2 separate regions of the Homo sapiens genome follow, and region 2 is linked to region 1. Evidence: chromatin loops called from intact Hi-C (ENCODE). Cell type or tissue: GM12878. All regions are shown on one strand.

The links. Hi-C counts contacts between places; a loop is a spot of excess contacts. Peaks named below come from ENCODE experiments on the same cell type or tissue, not always from the same donor. Only the 100,000 strongest peaks of a DNase experiment are listed, where the experiment ranks them.
Region 2: a loop joins it to region 1, with 11 times the contacts of the local background. A loop is called at or near these places in 13 of 110 quality-filtered maps.

What each region holds. Positions count from the first base shown.
Region 1 is chr16:9,130,178-9,138,177 of GRCh38, forward strand. No RefSeq gene overlaps it. Among named protein-coding and RNA genes, the nearest start is that of HAPSTR1, 43 kb to the left of the region's middle. RefSeq lists a silencer at 2,956-3,005 and an enhancer at 6,515-7,015. In GM12878, a CTCF peak has its summit at 4,795 (motif pointing left); no DNase peak of the experiment used is centred here; H3K4me3 peaks cover 559 bases; H3K27ac peaks cover 2,729 bases.
Region 2 is chr16:8,932,958-8,940,957 of GRCh38, forward strand. All of the region lies in intron 1 of USP7 (ubiquitin specific peptidase 7), which reads right to left. Among named protein-coding and RNA genes, the nearest start is that of USP7-AS1, 26 kb to the right of the region's middle. In GM12878, CTCF peaks have their summits at 3,165 (motif pointing right) and 3,680 (motif pointing left); no DNase peak of the experiment used is centred here; H3K27ac peaks cover 511 bases.

The DNA.
Region 1 (8,000 bases):
CACTTACTGAGTTGTGTGACCCTAAGCAAAATGCCCCCCCACTTTTTTTTTGAGACAAGGTCTCGCTGTGTTACCTAGGCTGAAGTGCAGTAACACAATCATAACTCACTGCAGCCTCAGACTCCCAGGCTTAAGCAATCCTCCCACCTCAGCCTACCGAGCTGGGACTACAGGTGTGCATTACCAGACCCATCTAATTTATTTTTTGTAAAGATGAGGTTTCATACCCTCTTCACACCTAAGTGCTATTTCTTTGCAAATTATAGTTCTAACACAAATCCAAAGGGATTTTGGGAAACTGATCGGAAGTACTGTATTCATGTTTGGCTCAAAGAATTCACAGCTGAGAATAGCTAAATAAATTTTGAGATAAAACAGAATTAAGGTCAGGCACAGTGGCTCACACCTGTAATGGTAGCACTTTGGGAGGCCGAGTAGGGCGGATCACAAGGTCAGGAGTTTGAGACCAGCCTGGCCAATATGGTGAAACCCCGTCTTTAGTAAAAATACAAAAAATTAGCCAGGCATGGTGGTGGGCGCCTGTAATCCCAGCTACTCAGGAGGCTGAAGCAGGAGAATTGCTTGAACCTGAGAGGCCGAGGTTGCACTGAGCCAAGATCGTGCCACTGTGCTCCAGCCTGGGCAATAGAATGAGACTCCGTCTCAAAAATAAAGAGAATTAAAACATGACAAAATTGTAATAATTCAAAGTTAGGTGTCAGCACAAAGACTGAAACAGGATAGATACTCCAGAAAATGCCCTGGTTAATATAAGAAGTTGATATCTCATCAGGAAATAGCACAAAATGACAGGGAAGGGATGAGTTAATCAGTTAATGGTGTTGGGAAAACTGACTTCTTGGGGAAAAACACATTAAGTTAGAGCATCACCTCAGGTACCCGAATATATTGACATTAAAGACTTAAATGCAAAATGGAAACATTAAAAAACTGGTGGGAAGTATAGCGAGTACTTAACTTTATTTTTATTTTTTGAGAGACAGGGTCTACTTTGTCACCCATGGTGAAGTGGAGTAGTGTGATTGTGGCTCACTGCAGCCTCAACCTCCCAGGCCCAATTGATCTTCCAGCCTCAGCTTTCCAAGTAGTTGGGACTAAAGGTGTGCACCACCACACCCAGCTAATTAAAAAATTTTTTTCTTTTCTTTTTTTTTTTTTGTAGAGACAGAGTCTCGCTATGTTGCTCAGGAAGGTCTCTAACTCCTGGGCTCCAGTGATCCTCCGCCTCTGCCACCCAAAGTGCTGGGATTATAGGTGTGAGCCACTGCACCCAGCCTGAATATTTTTTATAAACATAAAGGCAATGGAAAATATATTTTAAAATAAAAGATTGATTATGAGCATAAATGTAAGCTTTTGTTTATCATCAATATAAAAAATATTGAAAATGGAACTGGCAAACAGGACAAATTTAATCCCTCCCACCCACAGAGTTCCTATATGTGGATAAGAAGGTTATATGCCAAATAAGAAAAATAGGGGGCCGGGCGTGGTGGTGCACACCTGTAATCTCAGCACTTTGGAAGGCTGAGGTGGGCGGATCACAAGGACAGCACATCGAGATCATCCTGGCTAAGATGGTGAAACCCCATCTTTACTAAAAGTATAAAAAATTAGCCGGGTGTGGTAGCATGTGCCTGTAGTCCCAGCTACTCAGGAGGCTGAGGCAGGAGAATCACTTGAACCTGGGAGGCAGAAGTCGCAGTGAGCCAAGATCGCACCACTGCACTCCAGCCTGGGCCACAGAGTGAGACTCTGTCTCCAAAAAAAAAAAGAAAAAAGAAAAAAAGAAAAATAAAAGATAGGACCAGGGAGTTTTCAGAATCAGAAATAAAAATTACCAACTGATATATGAAAAAAATGGCTCAACATTATTTTGTGAGATTCAAATTTTTAGAAGTTGCCAGGCGTGGAGGCTTATGCCAATAATCCCAGCACTTTAGTAGGCTGAAGTGGGTGAATCACTTGAGGCCAGGAGTTCGAGACCAGCCTGGCCAACCTGGTGAAACCCTGTGTTTACTAAAAATACAAAAATTAGCCAGGCGTGGTGGTGGGCGCCTGTAATCCCAGGTACTCGGGAGGCTGAGGCAGGAGAATCATTTGAACCCGGGAGGCGGAGGTTGCAGTGAACTGAGATCGAGCCACTGCACTCCAGCCTGGGTGACAGAGCAAGACTGTCTCAAAAATGGAAATGGAAAAGGAAAAACAAAAAAAAGTGATACTGTGTTTTGAATACAGTTTTGAAAAGATAAGTGGCTATTACTTGGGGTTGGGAAGTCTGAGATGACGTGCCCGCTCACATGCTGCTGCTGAGAGGTGCTAAAACATTCTGAAAAATAAGTTGGCTGGGCCTGACACAGTGGCTCACGCCTTAATCCCAGCACTTTGGGAGGCCGAGTCGGGCAGATCACTCGAGGCAAGGAGTTCGAGACCAGCCTGGCCAACATGGTGAAACCCTGTCTCTACTTAAAAAAAAAAAAAAAAAAAAAATTAGTTGGGCCCAGTGGCGTGTGCCTGTAATCCCAGCTACTCAGGTGGCTGAGGCATGAGAATTGCTTGAACCTGGGAGGCAGAGGTTGCTGGGAGCGGAGATCACGGCACTGCACTGTAGCCTGGGCAACAGAGCGAGACTGTCTCAAAACAAAAAAAGTTGGCTGTATCTATTAAGATCTTCAAAAGTGGTCCTAATTTTGGGTTTTATAATCCTGTTTCTAAACATATATTCAGAGGTAATAACAGTTGTAAAAGAGAATTTTCTTTTTCTTTCTTTTTTTTTTTGAGACGGAGTTTCACTTTTGTTGCCCAGGCTGGAGTGCAATGGCGTGATCTCGGTTCACCACAGCCTCCGCCTGCTACCACGCCCAGCTAGTTTTTGTATTTTTAGTAGAGACGGAGTTTCACCATGTTGGCCAGGATAGTCTTGAACTCCTGACCTCAGGTGATCCACCCGCCTCAGCCTCCCAAAGTGCTGGTATTACAGGCGTGAGCCACCGTGCCCAGCCTTAAAAGAGGATTCTTTTTTTTTTTTTTTTTTTTTTGGGAGACAGAGTCTCCCTCTTGTTGCACAGGCTGGAGTGCAATGGCTTGATCTCGGCTCACTGCAACCTCCACCTCCTGGGTTCAAGTTATTTTCCTGCCTCAGCCTCCTGAGTGGCTGGGATTACAGGCATGTGCCACCATGCCTGGCTAATTTTGTATTTTTAGTAGAGGGGGGGGTTTCTCCATGTTGGCCAGATTGGTCTTGAACTTCCGACCTCAGTTGAATCCCCCGCCTTGGCCTCCCAAAGTGCTGGGATTACAGGCGGGAGCCACTGTGCCTGGCCAAAAGAGGATTCTGATGCAACAATATGAAGTGTGGTACTTGGAGTGGAAGACAGTGAGGAATAACCTAAAGCCCTAATAATAGCGACTGGTTCATCACATCTTATTAGTTTCATTAGATGGAAAATTATGAAGCCTTTATAAAGCATACTTTTTTTTTTTTTTTGAGATGGAGTCTCCCTCCGTTGCCCAGGCTGGAGTACAGTGGCGCGATCTTGGCTCACCGCAACCTCCACCTCCCGGGTTCAAGCAATTCTTCTGCCTCAGCCTCCTGAGTAGCTGGGATTACAGGTGTGCACCACCATGCCTAGCTAATTTTTTTTTTTTTTTTTTTTTTGTATTTTTGGTAGAGACAGGGTTTCACCATATTGGCCAGGCTGGTCTCGAACTCCTGACCTTGTGATCTGCCTGCCTCATCCTCCCAAAGTGCTGGAATTACAGGCGTGAGACACCGTGCCTGGCCTAAAGCATACTCTTGAATTTTTTTTTTTTTTATGAGCCAGGGTCTCATTCTGTCACCCAGGTTGGAGTGCAATGGTCCAATCTTGAGGCTCAGTGCAACCTCAACCTCCTAGGCTCACGTGACCCTCACCTCAGCCTACTGAGTAGCTGGGAGTTACAGGCAGGCACCACCATGCCTGGCTAATTTTTTGTGTTTTTAGTAGAGATGTGGTTTTGCTGTGTTGCCCAGGTTGGTCTTGAACTCCTGGGCTCAGGCAATTTGCCTGCCTCACCCTCCCAGAGTGCTAGGATTACAGGTGTGAGCCACTAAGCCCAGACTTTTTTTTTTTTTTTTTAGACAAGATTGCTCCCTGTCACCTAGCCTGGGGTGCAGTGGAATGATCAGGACTCACTTCAGCCTCCATCTTCTGGGCTCAGGCAATCCTCCTGCCTCAGCCTCCTAAGTAGCTGGGACCGCAGAGGTGCCCCGCCATGCCCAGCTAATTAAAAAAAAAATTTTTTTTTTTTGGTAGAGATGGGGGTCTCCCTATGTTGTCCAGCCTGGTCTTGGACTCCTAGGCTCAAGCAATCCTCGCACCTCGGCCTCCAAAAGTGCTGGGATTACAGACATAAGCCACCTCGCCTGGCCTTGAAAAATATTTCAAGACATGGAAAAATGCTTGTAATATCATGAGAAATATAAACAGGATGATCTCAATTTGGCCAGAGAACAGTGGCTGGCAGCAAATTTTCAATAATTGTTAGCTACTATCATTAATAATTCAAACTCTCATATGATCTTCCTCCCTCCCTTCCATTCACTTCTCAGTTGACAAGTGTCTGAGCATCCGGGGTTCCAGCCTGGCTGCACCTGTCTGTGAGCCGGTTGGGGCCAGTTGTGGGGGCTTTGGCCCCTGGGCTTTCCTCACCCTCCCATGTGCAGCCTCAGGACTCAACAGCCTCCCGCATCCACCCGCTCTGGCTCTATTTCTGGCTGGGCACTGCCATCTAGAGGCTCCTGGAGCACAGGGCACATGACCCTTGGAGCCCCTCACCCAGTGCTGAGCTCCAGCCCCAGGGGCAGAGAAGCCTTTCTCATTACTGCACCCTCCATGCCTGAAAGGGCCGTTTGTTTTGTGGAAGCCTCTGAGAATGTCAGTGCTACAAAGACACTTCAAGATGCCTTATGCTGATTCTTAGGTAGGTCAAGGAAATCTTTGGGGTAACATTCTTAAAATATGGTCCTTGGACCTGCATCCGACGTCCAAGGTAGGAGACAGTTAGTGATAAAGATTTCAGAGCCTATCCCAAATGCGCAAGTCAGACCGTGCTGGGGGGTGAAGGGTACTGAATATCTAACTATTTACAGACTCTCCCGTGTTGTTCTTATTATTTTGAGACAGAGTCTCACTTTGTCTCCCAGGCTGGAGTGCAGTGGTGTGATCTCGGCTCACTGCAACCTCCGCCTCCCAGGTTCAAGCGATTCTCCTGCCTCAGCCTCCCCAGTAGCTGGGATTACAGGCACCTGCCACCACGCCTGGCTAGTTTTTGTATTTTTAGTAGAGATGGGGTTACGTCATGTTGGCCAGGCTGGTCTTGAACTCCTGACCTCAAGTGACCCACCTGCCTCAGCCTCCCAAAGTTCTGGGATTATAGGTGTGAGCCACCGCCCCCGACCTTTTCCCAGGTTATTCCGATGCACACTGAAGTTTGAAAATGATTGACCTGGACCCGGGATACTTATGATTTGGTGGTGATGGGCTTGGCATAGACCCTTTGAGAATCTGCTGACAACTGCAGACCCTCTCCCTGGAAGAATACACAGACATTTCAGTAGGTTTCTTGACTGTGAAGCTCACTCCTGTATCGATGGACTGAGGTTACGAATCTCTTCTCTGATTTAACCCAAAGTTTAGATGAGGACACTGCGGATCAAGTATTCATTGACCTCTTATCACCGGCCAGGCTCTGTGCCCTGCCGCAACAGACAGGATGTGGCTTCTGCTCTGTGCAGTTTACAGGCTAATGATGGCAGACAGCTAAATACAGGTGTTAGGAACAGCCCTGCCAAAGGTCCTGGGTCAGTGACCAGAAGGAAGTGCCTGGAGCCCCTGGGGAAGCCGGAGGGGAGTGGATGATGAAGCGGAGGGAGGAGCAGGCAGGGCTCAGACCATGCAAGACAGGACAGGTCAGGATAAAGAGCTCAGATTTCATTTTAAGAACGATGAAAAGCTATCAGACAACTTTGGGGCTAAGTATATACCCAAGAGAATTGAAAACATATGTTCATAGAAAAATGAATGGAAAAATGTTCATAGAAGTATTTTTCATATTAGCCCCAAAGTGGAATAATCCATGTATTCACCAGTGAATGAGTGGATAACAAAAGTGGCCTATCCATATAATGGAATATTATTTAGTTATAAAAAGGAATGAAGTACTGACACGTGCTACAACATAGAGGAGGCTTGAAGAGGTTATGTGGTGGTTTTTTGTTTTTGAGATGGAGCCTCGCTCTGTCGCCCAGGCTGGAGGGCAGTAGCAGCTATCGTGGCTCACTGCAGCTTCTGCCTTTTAGGTTCAAGCAATTCTCCTGCTTCAGCCTCCCAAGTAGCTGGGATTACAGGCGCCCACCACCACGCCTGGCTAGTTTTTGTATTTTTAGCAGAGACGAGGTTTCCCATGTTGGCCAGGCGGGTCTCAAACCCCTGACCTCAAGTAATCCGCCCGCCTTGGCCCCCCAAAGTGCTGGGATTACAGACGTGAGCCACTGCGCCCGGCCTTGAGTACAGAGGTTTGCTGAGGTTCCAATTTGACTGATGTGGCAAGACTGCCTCATAGGAGGTGTAGCGTCCTCCCGTCAGGATGCGCATAATGTCTGATTGTCACAGACATTATGTCACAGGATGCGCATAATGCTGATGGCAGCAGCTGTGGGTGTGCAGTGCCTGGATCCACGGATTCATTTGGGGTTGCAAAGTGATGGTATTCTCATTCTGTTATTCCTTTTCATTTATTACATGGAGGAGTTCTATGCACACAAACTTTCCCTCATCTCCCATTTGATTACTCAGCGGTGCAATTTGCAAAGAAAAGGAAGGATAAATACTTGATTCTTTCCCCCATAAAAAAAAAAAATGAATTGGCTCACTAGAATTTTCCAGCGGGGACCAGTGAGCATTTAAAAAATATTTTTAACATTGTTATAAACCCATGGATAGAAACATATTTAGTATGCAGTTATTTTTTTATTGATGCCCAAATGGTCCCATCTTTGGCTAGTAGGAGCCTCTTTAAGTTGGTCTTTGCTGTTGCTACTGTTTTTTGAGACAGTGTCTCACTCTGTCGTTGCCTAGGCTGGAGTGCAGTGGTGCAGTCTCGGCTCTCTGCAACTTCTGCCTCCCGTGATTCACGCAAGTGATTCTCCCACCTCAGCCTCCGAGTAGCTGGGACTACAGGTGTGTACCACCACACTCGGCTAAATTAAAAAAATAATAAATTGGGTTTGGCTCGGTGGCTCACGCCTGTAATCCCAGCACTTTGGGAGGTGGAGGTGGGTGGATCACTTGAGGTCTGGAATTTGAGACCAGCTTGGCAAACATAGTGAAGCCCCGTCTCTACCAAAAATACAAAAAAATTATCTGGGCATGGTGGCAGGCACCTGTAATCCCAGCCACTTGGGAGGCTGAGGCAGGAAAATCACTTGAACCCGGGAGGCAGAGGTTGCAGTGAGGCGAGATTGCGCCATTGCACTCCAGCCTAGGCAACAAAGGTGGAACTGTGTCTCAAAAAACAAACAAAAAACCAAAAACGTTATTTTTATAGGGAAGAGAGCTCACCCTATTGCCCAGGCTGGTCTCGAACTCTTGGTCTCTGCCCGGCGTGGTGGCTCACGCCTGTAATCCCAGCACTTTGGGAGGCTGAGGTGGGTGGATCACTTGAGGTTGGGAGTTCAAGACTAGCCTGGTCAACATGGTGAAACCCAGTCTCTACTAAAAATACAAAAATTAGCCTGATGTGGTGGCACGTGCCTGTAGTCCCAGCTACTTGGGAGACTGAGGTTGCAGTGGGCTGAGATCGTGCCATTGCACTCCAGCCTGGACAACAGAGTGAGACTCTGTCTCGAAAAAAAAAAAAAAATCCTGGTCTCAAACCATCCTCCTGAGTCCGCCTCCCAAAGTGCTGGGATTACAGGCGTCAGACACCACAGCGGACTG
Region 2 (8,000 bases), 200 kb before region 1:
TTTTTATGGAGTTTCGCTCGTTGCCCAGGCTGGAGTTCAGTGGCGAGATCTCGGCTCACTGCAACCTCTGCCTCCGGGGTGCCAGCGATTCTCCTGCCTCCATTTCCCAAATGGCTGGGATTACAGGTGTGTACCACCACGCTTGGCTAATTTTGTATTTTTAGTAGAGACAGGGTTTCATCATGTTGGTCAGACTGGTCTCAAACTCCTGACCTCAAGTGATCCACCTGCCGTGGCCTCTCAAAGTGCTGGGATCACTCATGAGCCACCGCACCCAGCTCCCAATAGAATGTTAAAAAAATTTAGCCAAGCACAGTGGCTCATGCCTATATAATCCCAGCACTTGTGGGGGGCCAAGACGGGACGATCACATAAGTCAAGGAGTCCGAGACCAACATGGGCAATATAGTGAGATTCCCAACTCTATTAAAAACAAAAAAATTCAGGTACCAAGCGATATGTATCACATACTACCTTTATTAGAAAAGGAGAGTCCTGTGTTGAAATAGAAATATATAATTTCATATTCCCTTTACAAAATTCAAAAGATGTCTACAGAAACAGCAGGATACAGAAGAACCTACTAGAGATTAGGGTTACATAGAAGCAATGTAGTTTCTTCACTGTATATGCACACACTCACACTATGTGTATGCGCTATCATTTTTTTTTCCTCAAAGAGACAAGATTTTACAATGTTGCCCAGGTTGGTCTTGAACTGGACTCAAGCAATCCACCCCTCTCAGTCTCCCAAAATGCTGGGATTACAGGCATGTGCCACCCTGCCTGGCCTATACAAACTTTTTTTTTTTTTTTGAGATGGAGTCTTCCTCTATCTCCCAGGCTGGAGTGCAGTGGTGTGATCTCAGCTCACTGCAGCCTCCATCTCCTGGGTTCAAATAATCCTCCTGCCTCAGCCTCCCAAGTAGCTAGGATTACAGCCGTGTGCCACCACGCCCAGCTAATTTTTTTTATTTTTAGTAGAGACAGGGTTTCACCATGTTGGCCAGGCTGGTCTCAAACTCATGACCTCAAGTGATCTGCCAGTCTTGGCCTCCCAAAAGTGCTGAGATTACAGGCGTGAAACACCACGCCTGGCCTATAAATCTTAAAAGTAATTTGCTAGACGTACACCCAGTACTTTTAACTTCCTTGGTTCAAACTTACCCTACGACAATAGCTTTAAAACATGGTTTTAATGCATGGATGCAAAAATGAGGGCTCATTTTCTGTACATAAAACTTCATGTCTAAAATCAGGATCACATGTAAGTGTAAGCAGTCTAAAGTGTGGAAAATAATCGAACTCTACAACTGCTCTGTAATTCTGAGGTACAGGTTATGGTTTCATGAGATGCAGTGAAATCAGACTGAGACACAAGTGAATTCAGATTAGAGCTCAAAGAAGGGCTTGTTTGGGTGACTTGAGAGAGACTGCATTGTCTCCAAAAGTTACAGCAATAATAAAAACCAAGATCAATTCAAGAGCGCATAACATCTTACAGGATGGGGTGGGGGAAATGCGTAAGCTCTACCCCCCATTTTTCAGCAGTGGGATTAATTGCAGTGTGATGACTAAAGAAAGCCTATTATTTTCTGAAATGGTTCTAGTGTGAAGTTAGGGCTTCTCTGCAGTTGGCCTTGAAAACGCAAAGCAAGCAGAGGTCTGCGGTTGCAGCAGAATCTGAGCAAGACCCCAGCTTTTACATCCAAATTAACACATCTGAGTTGGTGTGGCCAATCTGCCCTTTTCCACCTGACAGGTGCAGAGAAAGTGGTCAAGGCCAGTGGCTGTGAAATGGCAAAGGGCCACTGGTTGGCCACCGAGTACATAAGGGGTGGGTCCCGGCCACCAACAGCCCTATGGGTGTCCAAGCAGCCACCAAGGTGATTCCAGCCCAGCTCCCAGGGGCAGGAGATCCCGTTTTTAAAAGCTCCTCATAAATGAGTTAGTTCCGCAAGAGGATTAAAATTTTAATTAAGACATGGTAAATCCCTAGTCCAGAAGTAAATGATGAAAGCACAGGATAGCCACACACACAAGAAATCTGTACTAGACTTCTAGAAATAGCCTAAACGATAAGGCTGCCTTCTTTTATTGTTCAAGACAGATGTACAACATTGGCATGCACATACATTTACTGCCATGTAAGAGTGATGTAATACCAAGTTTTATATGCCACCTTTTCGGAAGTTTTTAAGACATGGGGACTGATTTGGCCAAACACTTGAGCTAAGGCACTAATTTTTTTTTTTTTTTTTTTGAGACAGTCTCGTTCTGTCTCCCAGGCTGGAGTGCAATAGTGTGACCTCGGCTCACTGGAAACTCCTGGGTTAGAGCCTCCTGGGTTCAAGTGATTCTCCCACCTCAGCCTCCTGAGTAGCTGGGATTACAGGCACCTGCCATCATGCCCAGCTAATTTGTCTGTATTTTTGTAGAGATGGGGTTTCACCACGTTGGCCAGGCTGGTCTCGAACTCCTGACCTCAGGTGATCTGCGCACCTCGGCCTCCCAAAGTGCTGGGATTACAGGCGTGGGCCACCATGCCCAGGCTATGGCACTATTTTTGACACAAAATTATCTCAAATAAGACTGGGGACATGTTTGGCAAACACAAGTGACTATGTGCAATGTCAAACAGACAAGCCCTGGATGAAAAACGTCTATAGGAAATAAAGCAATTACCATCCCATAATACGCATATCCCACTCAGAAATAGAAGACAGTCTCCATTATTGGTGATTGCTAGGCCTTTTAACGCAATATGTATATGAAAAGGCAGAAAATATGTTTTTGAAACACCAAGTAGGCTCCCTGGCTAGTTCCAGGGCCTATATTCCCACCTGCTCTACTGGGCACTTAATGCCTATACCCAGCTTTCCTCCCCGTGAATTCCATTTGTGATGTCATAACACAGAACTGCTACCCCACCAGAGAACACCTCCCAATCGCTATGGAAGTTACGTAGACCACTTCAGCACGCGAATCTAACCCCTGAGATAACAGATCAGAATAAGCAAGATTCCAATTGGCTGGCTTTCATATTTTCTGCCACTTCACGAAGATTTATCAATCCTCCCCCAAAAAGCTGGCAGGGGGCGGGGGTCGCGAACACAATACAACCCTGGTGTGTTGAAACTAAGAGTCCATGTCCTGCCACCAGGTGGTGCCTTGTCCATGAAGACCCAGCTCGGCCTCTGAGCCACAGGTGTCTCCACTCAGCCCCCCAGATCCTTCCACTAGTAACAACCTAGTGATCAAAACTACAGCTGTTATTACGGCAGATACGCATGGGCCAACACCTGGTCTCTGGGTGGCTCACATGGCGCCCTACAGCCCATCTCACCCCGCCCCCATCAGTTCACCTTGAACTCCCTCTGGGTTCTGCATGGTCCTCTCTTGACCTCTCATCTCCTCTCCCCACAATGAACTCATTTAAATATATGACTTAAAATAGAGGCTACAGAGGTAAACTAGAAAGCAGTGATCTTTATATAAATTTTACTGATACAATGTCTAGATGTATAGCCCCAAATATACTTCAGAAGTTTGGCTGAGACATGTCAGTATTGGTTATCTCCATCCATCACCAGCATAAGGAGCTCAACCTGAAAACCTGACTCACCTTCCAGCCCAAGCCTGTGGTTCCCAGCCATCTCTGCATGGCTCTGCAGTGGCCTCTGCTGGGGGATGGGGGAGGTTCTCTCACCCACATCAGAGTGACTGCATAGAATCTCTAGGAGCTCTACCTCAGCATTCTTTTTTATTTTTTAAAGCATCCCACAGAAGCCTTGTCTTTAGGACCAGAAACATTCAAGCAACCTCAATTTAGATAAGGCAGTCCAGGAACAGAAGAGGATATTAATGGAAAAACTGGTGAAACTCTGAAAGAATCTGACTTTGGTTAACAACATACCAATGCCAGTTCCTTGGCTGTGACAAATCTGGTTTAAAACACTGTATCAAACACTGGTGATATAAATTGTTAACAACCCGAGAAAGTCGCTGGGGGGCACACAGGCGCTCTGTCATAATTTTGCAACTTTTCTGTACATCTAGAATTACTCCAAAATTAAAAGCTAATTTTAAAAAGGCAAAGTACAATGCCCTCTCAGCCTAACAAGCAGGAGGAATAATTGATGTAAGTGAAAAATTTCAGGGCACCTTACCACACATCAGTAATCCCAGGCACTTAGGACCCTGAGGCAGGAAGATCCCTTTAGCCTGGGCAACACAGTGAGACTCTGTCTTTTTTTAAAAAAAAAAGGATTAACACGAAACAACGTGTATAAGACAAGCAATCTGGGCCAGGCAGGGTGGCTCACGCCTGTAATCCCAACACTTTGGGAGGCTGAGGCGGGCGGATCACCTGAGGCCAGAAGTTTGAGACCAGCCTGGCCATGGCAAAACCCCATCTCTACTAAAAATACAAAAATTAGCCAGACGTGGTGGCGCATGCCTGTAATCCCAGCTACTCAGGAGGCTGAGGCAGGAGAATCACTTGAACCCAGGAGGCGGAGGTTGCAGTGAACTGAGATCACGCCATTGCACTCCAGCCTGGGTGACAGAGTAAAACTCTGTCTCAAAAAATAATAAGTTGGGTGTGGTGGTGCACACCTGTAATCCCAGCCACTTGGGAGGCTGAGGTGGGACGTAAAGGCTGCAGTGAGCAAGGGCTGCACCACTGCCATTCCAGCCTGGGCAACAAAGCAAGACCCTGTCTCTAAATAGGCTACAAAAAAAACAGAAAGGGAAAAATGTCAGCATTATGCACCTAAATAGAGCATGGCTTAAATTCTCAAGCAATTCAAGGCAGACAAAAAAGCAGTTTGGGAGATGAAACACAAAACACTTCCCACACAGAAGCCAGGAGACAACTGGACAAGAGAATTGCTCAGGAGACCTGTAGCCAGTCTGGGGAGCTTGCATCTATGTGGGAGCAAGAGGGGGAGAGAAAATACTGACCACGTGAGAAGGAACTACCATCTGCTTAAGTATTTCATGAATCAGTAACTCCAATGAGCCCCTATTATGTGCCAGGCCTTGTACAATTCTCAGGTAATCGTCACTGGCCCCAGGGTAAGGCAGGGCAGAATATCCTCCCTATGTCACCAGACCAGGGTCACAGCTGGACTGGCAAAGGCACTGCCACAAGAGGCCCTAGGCAGGAAGAATGGAAAAGTCCTGAGCAAACAGGCACGACACTCCGAGAAGGCTGAAGTTCTTTGACTACATATGCTTTTAAATATGGATATTCCCAAAATAACCTGGATTCCTGTAGGACTGCTACTACACTATACTATACTGACTTGATTAAACTTTTCTTGATTAAACTTTGAGATAACTGTAGATTCACACACAGTCTTAAGAAATAACACAGTCAAAAAAAAAAAAAGAAAGAAAGAAAGAAATAATACAGTCAAGTCTTCCACATCTGTGGATTCAACAAACCGCACATCAAAAACACTCAGGGGGCCGGGCACGGTGGCTTACACCTGTAATCCCAGCACTGTAGGAGGCCGAGGCAGGTGGATCACAAGGTCAGGAGATCGAGACCATCCTGGCTAACACGGTGAAACGCCGTCTCTACTGAAAATACAAAAACTTAGCTGGGCACGGTGGCAGGCACCTGTAGTCCCAGCTACTCCGGAGGCTGAGGCAGGAGAATGGCATGAACCTGGGAAGCAGAGTTGCAGTGAGCGGAGATCGCACCACTGCACTCCAGCTTGGGTAACACAGCAAGACTCCGTCTCAAAAAAAAAAAAATTGGGGGGACGGGGGAGTCTGTACCAAACATGTACAGATTTTTTTCTGTGTCATTATTCCCAAAACAATAGTCTACCAACTATTTACATAGCATTTACACTGTATTAGATATTATAAGCCACGTAGAGATAATTTAAACTATATAGGAAGATGTGTGAAGATTATATGCAAATACTACACTGTTTTGTATGAGGAAGACTTGAGCATCTGTGGATTTTGACACCCTGAGAGGGGTCCTGGAACCAATCCACCATTAATACCAAGGGACAGGGAGAGATCCCATACCCTTTTCCTAGTTTCCCCTTACAGCACCACTTTGCAAAACTACCCTGCCTGCAGTATCAACAGCCAGGGTCCTGATGTAACCCACCAACCCAATGAAGATTTCTCCACATTTACATGTACTTACGTGTATTTAGTTCTCTACAATTTTATTTACTGTGTAGATTTGTGTGTCCACTACCACCACAGTTAAGATCCTGAACAGTTCCAACACCACAAGGATCCCTCCAGTGGCCCTGTTACGACCACCCACCCCGGCGTGCGTGCTCCCCCATTATCCCCGGCAACCCTCATATGTTCTGCATCTCTGGGATCTTGTCACTTCACCAATGCTATATAAATGGACACAGTGTGGAATGAGTTGTTCCTTTCTCCTGTACTCTAGGATATCATGGCAGGGATGGACTGCCATTTGACCATTCACTTGCTGACATCTGGGTCCTTTCCAGATAGAGGAAATTCACAAATAAAGCTGCTATGAAAATATTGGACTGGTCCTGGTTTCTATTTATTTCTACTTTTGAGTTCTGAAAGAAGTAAACACAAGCAAGCAAATGTTAGCTAGCAACAATGCAGACATAGATAAGGAGAAATCAACTGGCCTTCCCTGAGTGCTAACATGAAGGAAACCATGAATGTTTCACCTCCAGGCATTCTCAATGTAATGTTCATATGTACATATCATGTACATTGCTCGTGCACTTTTTCTCATGAAGGAAAACACATATACTATTCACATTACGTGGGTAAGTTTAATAACTCCAAAACATTGTCATGATTTATCAACCACTCCCCTAAAGAAGACTGTTTCTGGCCGAGCGCAGTGGCTCACGCCTGTAATCACAGCACTTTGGGAGGCCAAGGAGGGCAGATCACGAGGTCAGGAGATTGAAACCATCCTGGCTAACACGGTGAAACCCCGACTCTACTAAAAATACAAAAATTAGCCAAGCATGGTGGCACATGCCTGTAATCCAAGCTACTTGGGAGGCTGAGGCACAAGAATTGCTTGAACCAGGGAGGCGAAGGTTGTAGTGAGCTGAGATCATGCCACTGAACTCCAGCATGGGTGACACAGCAAGACTCTGTCTCCAAAAAAAAAAGGCTGTTTCCATCCAGGTTTTTCCTGTATTTTTGTGACTCCAAATGATGCTCTCACAAACAGCTCTGTCCTGTGGCTCCCATCCTGCTGCCTATCTACGCATCCTATAGCCAGGTCACCTGTCTAGGCATCCTACAGCCAGGTCATATACACATCTGGCCTCTGCAAGTAGCTAACCATGCTTTGTCCAATGGCAAATGTCAACACTGTTATCCAAGAACCAGAACACCGCCAAATGCTCTGGTGAGCTCCAGCACAGGACCAGCCTCCAGCACAGTGCTCAGGAGAACTCTTCGGCTTCTTGAACACAACGAGAGGCAGAAGGTGTACTAGGAATGTCCAAGAAGCTGGGCGCCACCATCAAGGCTGTTGATCAGAGTGGGAGGGCAGGGGTTACCTTGGGACCAGGCAACCCAGGGCGGGAGGTGGGGCAGTTACAGCAATGGCCCCTGCATCAGAAAGGGAGAGGTGGGAGCCTGTAAGCTCCCGAGGCATCCACAGAAACAGGGACGATGGTGGCAGCCAAAAAAGACGGAGTTACCACACTCCCTAAGAAGCTCCTGACCGCCATCTTCTAGACATTTCCAGGGAGTGGGAAAGATCAGAGGCTGTGGAGTGAGATCAATCCCCTCTGCGAGGCCTCTCCTAGGTGAAGCTCAAGCTGGCTTCAGGTAGGGCCCTGGAATATTAGCCGGACATGGTGGCGCACACCTGTAATCCAAGCTACTTGGGAGGCTGAGGCAGGAGAATCACTTATATACAGTGTCCAGAACCTGGAATATATACAGTCTCCAGAACCTGGAGGTAATCAAGTGGGGGTGAAGGTCATAATAGGATACAATAAAGTCAG